2 separate regions of the Homo sapiens genome follow, and region 1 is linked to region 2. A link is an interaction called in ENCODE POLR2A ChIA-PET data of the cell type or tissue named here. Cell type or tissue: endothelial cell of umbilical vein. All regions are shown on one strand. Links, peaks and the distances in the headings refer to the core of each region. The heading gives the core; the rest is flanking DNA.

What was found. ChIA-PET counts read pairs that join two places held together with the same protein. Peaks named below come from ENCODE experiments on the same cell type or tissue, not always from the same donor. Only the 100,000 strongest peaks of a DNase experiment are listed, where the experiment ranks them.
Region 1: POLR2A ChIA-PET joins it to region 2 with 5 read pairs; 1 of 35 experiments calls an interaction of 5 or more read pairs at or near these places.

What each region holds. Positions count from the first base shown.
Region 1 is chr15:92,977,449-92,980,363 of GRCh38, forward strand. CHD2 (chromodomain helicase DNA binding protein 2) reads left to right here. Exons shown (of 39, transcript NM_001271.4): 21 at 786-935; 22 at 1,687-1,835. Among named protein-coding and RNA genes, the nearest start is that of MIR3175, 75 kb to the left of the region's middle. In endothelial cell of umbilical vein, for the core only: no CTCF peak of the experiment used is centred there; no DNase peak of the experiment used is centred there.
Region 2 is chr15:92,708,015-92,710,929 of GRCh38, forward strand. No RefSeq gene overlaps it. Among named protein-coding and RNA genes, the nearest start is that of FAM174B, 54 kb to the left of the region's middle. In endothelial cell of umbilical vein, for the core only: no CTCF peak of the experiment used is centred there; DNase peaks (open chromatin) are centred at 327 and 1,267; H3K27ac peaks cover 1,930 bases.

The DNA.
Region 1 (2,915 bases), core at 301-2,800, 270 kb after region 2:
GGCATCAGCTTTTGACATATATGATTAAATTCCCTGAAAATAGAAATATTTCACCTTTTCCCCCCGGCTTATATATTTTATTCTTTTTCTCCTGCCCCCATATTTTTCTGAGCACTCAGACGCAGGCAGGTGTGCTGTGCTTGCCCAGTGTCTACTGTCATTGCTGTGGATACTGCAGTGTCAGTGCCTGGGTGGTTCCACACATCGCTCTCCAGCCAAACCTGTTTTGATTTTTTTATAATTTTGGCATGTTTTGTGGTAATTGAGGATCCTGTGGTTCTCAACACTTACCATATATGATCTCTTTAGTGCAGTGTTTCTATATTTCTCGCCAGCCTAACAAACATAAATATTTATATAATAAAGTATCTCTGTTTATACTAACTGACTTACATGGCATAATCTACCTTTTCCCTAAAAATAATTATACAGGTGACTTCCTGGAGTTAATGATCTCCATGATAATTGTTTGTCTGTTTTTATTATTGTTGCTGTTAACTTCTTGTATATTAGTTGTAGCCGGGAGGTAGCACTAATTCTCTCACTCCCATTGCCTTATTAGAGTCTACTCTACTCCTGTTCATGGCACTGACTTTGCCTCTTAATCAAATGAAAATTCATTCTACCATCAAGTCCCTGACATTCTTTTAGCCTCCATAAAGTTTGTCCATCATATCTCACTTTTCTTCACACCTGCAGGGGTTTCCAGGTGTAAGGGCTTATTGGACTGTGAAACTGTTTCTGAGAAGGCCACTGCATAAAGTAGTATATTGCATTGTGTACAGGACTTCTGTTTCCTGCTCTCGACAAGGGCTGGTGGCCTGGGAATCAATTTGGCTTCAGCGGACACAGTCGTCATCTTTGACTCTGACTGGAACCCCCAGAATGACTTGCAGGCACAAGCCCGAGCGCATAGAATTGGTCAAAAGAAGCAGGTCAGTATGGAGAGGCTTCTGGAAATTGCTTTAGGGTTGGGGGCCAGGGGGCTTGTTCAGCCCTTTCAGGATGTTAATAAAATGCTTTTTCCCTGTTTTGCTTTTATTTCCCCTGAAGCATTGATTTCTGTTTGTTAACTAGCACAGAGATGTTGTCTTTGGGCCCAAGATGAACCTATTAAGGAACTTTTCTTTTTCTCTGTTTGAAAAGTACAACATCAGCGACCTTCTATGTGTTTATCTTGAGAGAGATATATGATGAATAGACTTAGAACTGAACATTTTCTCTATTTTAGTATGGAAAAGTTAAATATCCTATTGTTCAAGATGGTTTGTTTTTATTATACATGACAGTGTTAGCTTTAAAGGTACTTTGGAAAACCACACACTTTTTTGTTTATGAATCTTAAAGTCTGTTCTATATTGGATAACCCGTAAGTTTCATTCTTGGCCAAAGATTCTGTTTTTGTGGAACTTTCCATCACTGAAGCACGATTTTTATTGATGGAACAGGCCATAACGACAGATCTTTAGAGGCAATTTTATTTAAGACTGTAACCTGCTGCACATAGTAAAAGTATTGCATCTACTTAAGCTGCCTGCTTGGATGGCTTACAGTCTTCTATGGTTAGAGAATAAATTCTGTTAAAATTTTCCCCTCTTGGGTTTTGACAGAGCTAATCCTTCTCTCTTTTTTTGGGGGGGTTGGGGGGTGGTTCAGGCATAAGCATAACAGTTCCTTTTCCTACAGGTAAATATTTACCGCTTAGTTACAAAGGGGACTGTGGAGGAGGAGATCATAGAACGGGCCAAAAAGAAGATGGTATTAGATCATCTGGTGATTCAGCGCATGGACACCACTGGCCGGACGATCCTGGAAAACAACTCAGGAAGGTCCAAGTAAGTGCCAGGAAGATTGGGAGGTAGGCAGAATCAAATTGATTCTACATCACTGTTGGATATAATAGGATTTTCTACCACAGACATTAGTCTGTTCATTACCTGGAAGATGCCAGGCCAGAACCACAAATAGGATAGCATTTTCACTTTGAGTTTCTTGGTTCCTTTTTTTGCCCATCACCCCCCTTCTTATGTGTTTTCCTCTCTTTCTTGCCCTCTCCCTTACCTTTGCTTTTGGCTGCTCATGTGACATATGACACAGCAACAGCAGTGGAGTTGTGTGTTGGGTGTCAGCCTAGCATAATGTCACCTTTGACTTTTCTGCAGTGAGAATCCAGATTGGATTGGCAGCTGTTTTTTTTTTTTACTATTGGCAAAAATGTTTGTGTGGAGATTGTTGTGCTTCCAGAAGGGTGTAAAAAGAAAGTAATGAAGTTTTAATTGGCTTTGGGAAGAGGCACAGCTACATCTCCTATAAAGTTTAATTAGCCAGGCATGGTGGCAGGCGCCTGTAGTCTCAGCTACTTGGGAGGCTGAGGCAGGAGAATGGCGTGAACCCGGGAAGTGGAGCTTACAGTGAGCCGAGATTGTGCCACTGCAGTCCAGCCTGGGCGACCGATAATAATAATAATAATATCAAAATAATAATATCAATATTATCAAGATAATAATGATATCAAAATAATAATAAAAATAAGTTTACATTTTGAGCAGATTGTTGAGTGTCTTCTGTGGTGGTGTTTCAGCTATGTTTTTTGTTTGTTTGTTTGTTTGTTTTTGAGATGGAGTCTCGCTCGGTCGCCCAGGTTGGAGTGCGCTGGCACGATCTTGGCTCATTGCAACCTCTGTCTCCTAGGTTGAAGTGATTCTTGTGCCTCAGCCTCCCGAGTAGCTGGGACTACAGGTGTGCACCACCACACCTAGCTAATTTTTTTTTTCTTTTTTTTTTTTTTTTTTAGTAGAGACAGGGTTTTTCCATGTTGGCCAGACTGGTCTCAAACTCCTGACCTCAAGTGATAGGCCCACCTCAGCCCCTCAAAGTGCTGGGATTATAGGTGTGAGCCATTGTGCCCGCTGCAG
Region 2 (2,915 bases), core at 134-2,633:
ATAGCAGAGGGTCCTCACTCTCAAGGGCTTTGGGCTGACACCCATGCCCTGCCTCCCCTCTGCTTTCCCAGTTCCTGCCAGTCATGGCCTCCCAAACCTGCTGACTTCCTGTGTTCTCTGACTCAGTGAATGGCACCAACATCCCCTAATCTCCAAGTTACCAAGTCAGAAACCTGCAAGTCATCTTTGATTTCAATCAAACCACCTCTTGGTCCTCCTCTTCAATCTGTTCACTCAGAGGTGCCGCAGGATGTAACGGGATGTGCACTATGCAGTTGTAAGGGCGATACCCTCTGGAGCTGGCAGCGGAAAAGGGCACGTTCCACTCCTTCCTATTTCCGTCATCTTAGCTCTAACCTCCATCTGCACCCTGGAAGAGAGTCAGCCCGGTCTGGAGGAGGGCAGTCCTGGCGCCTGCCTGAGTTTTGCCCCACCCACCCAGTCTCCACAGAGTCATCTCTTGAAAAGTCATCTCTTACCACGTCACTCCCTGCTTCAAACCCTCCCTCCAGTGGATCCTATTGTCTTCAGGATAAGATCCTAACTCCCTGGCAAGGCTTACAAGACACAAGAGGCTCAGCATGACTTGGCCCCTGCTTCCCTCTTCAACTTCAACTTAGGACTACACAACCACTATGGGAGACCTTATATTCCAGCCATGTGAGCATCAGGAGATTCTCAGACTCTCCCACATCATTACTCACCTTAGGGCCTTTGCATTAATTGTTTCCTCTGCCTAGGCCTCGACCACCCAGCTCCCACTCACCTCTGCCCTTACTTCATGGTTCACCTAGCTAAACTCCTATGCACCCCTCAGGACCCAGCTCAAACATCACCTCCTCCAGGCTGTACTCCCTGACCAGAATTGCCTGCATCCTCTCTCTCCCCAACTTGAGTCTAGTCTGGCTTCTTCACCAAAGGGCCTGTAAGAACAAAAAGCAGATCGAATTCATAAGCTCAATAAATAGTTACTGCATGCCAGACGGGGGTCTCCCAGGCCCCCCGACTCCTCAAGCCCTCTGAATGGTTGAAGAACCTCCTGTTGCAACTCTTCCCCTAGAAAAGAATTTCTTTGCAGCATGCCCACTTCAGGAAGCTCCCAGTGCTGCGTGAAATCTCACCAGCTCAGCACTGGCCTCTGCCCTTCCTCCTGGCCAGCCGCCCCCTTCGCCTCTCTGCTCTCAGCCCCATCAGCCTGGGCCCCCCTCGAGCTCAAGCCTCTCCAAGACTGTTTCTGTTGCTCTCTAATTGCTCAGTGGAGATACCATCTCTTCCTTTACCAATTGTTCCTGCACAGTAAAGAGAAACCACCTGGCAAAGATCCAAAAACCAATCATCCTACAAAGTTATCACTGGCTCCTTGAAAGAAAATCGGACCTATGTCCTGCCCCAGGCTCTCTCTCCTCCCAAGCTTTCTGACTCCTCAGTGAACCTGTTGCACTCTATTTCAAAAATATTTCCTGCTCCGTTCAAATTGCAAAGGGTGAACACATTTAATGAAGTCCGAGACGACCCATTTCCCCCAAGCATCCTACCATGTGTCTAGTAATGACAACACTTGGCCTCTTTATCAAACCCACCAGCTCCTATGCCTGCAGCCGGCAGCCTCTGCTTGCCCCAGGGGGGAGTCCTTCTCAGCAGAAGCTGCCCTGAGCAGATCAAATCTTCGGATATCATTCAGGTGTCCTGCTCAGTCTGTTCCTAACCAAGCCTGGGGCAGGAACCCTGGCACAGGTGGTGGTGTTCAGAGGAAAGAATGTGGGCCAGGAGCCTTGAATGGTCCCAAGGGCCTAGGATGATGCTAGGTGACACTGATCTGTTCCAACTAAGACTCTTACTCTTGGGAATCAGCTTAGTAGCTTCCAGTGACAGTCCCAGACTCTGGCACTGAGAGGAACTCAAGAAACCACTGAGTGCAGGGCTCACGGTGAGCACCTCTTTGCTAAACATGCCTCATATGAGGACAGGATGTCAGTAATGTTGTGGTGGGGAAGAAAGATGTTGGCAAAGGGAGGTAGAAGGCCCTCTGCAGCCAGATGGACCTAAGCACCTCCCTGGTTCACTAATTTCTGCATTGAGCTTCTGTATACACCGATACCATTTTTGACTATTACTGTATGCCGGGAACTGTGCTGAGAGCTAGCTATACATACCTTAGTTCATGTCTTCCTCTAACCCACCCAGGTGGAAGGAATATACTATGAACCCCAACCGACAGGTAAAGACATTGAGATTTAGGGCAGCTGTAACTCACTAGTATCATCGAGAGTCCACCAGGGCACTGGTGTGTCCGGAATTGGTGGGTTCTTGGTCTCACTGCAAGAATGAAGCCGCGGACCTTCGCGGTGAGCGTTACAGTTCCTAAAGGCGGCGTGTCCGGAGTTTGTTCCTTCTGTTGTTCGGATGTGTTCAGAGTTTTATTCCTTCTGGCGGCTTCGTGGTCTCACTGGCTTCAGGAGTGAAGCTGCAGACTTCGCGGTGAGTGTTACAGCTCTTAAGGCACCGCAGCTGGAGTTGTTCGTTCCTCCAGGTGGGTTCATGGTCTCGCTGGCTTCAGGAGTGAAGCTACACACCTTCGTGGTGAGTGTTACAGCTCATAAAGGCAATGTGGACCCAATGAGTGAGCATCAGCAAGATTTATTGTCAAGACCGAAACAAAACCACTGCGGCCTCGGGCAGCCTGCTTTTATTCTCTTATCTGGCCCCACCCACATCCTGCTGATTGGTCCATTTTACAGAGAGCTGATTGGTCCGTTTTGACAGGGTGCTGATTGCTGCCTTTACAATCCTTGAGCTAGACACAAAAGTGCTCCACCTCCCCACTAAATCAGCTAGATACAGAGTGTGATTGGTGCATTCACAAACCCTTAGCTAGACACAGGGTGCTGATTGGTGTGTTTACAAACCTTTAGCTA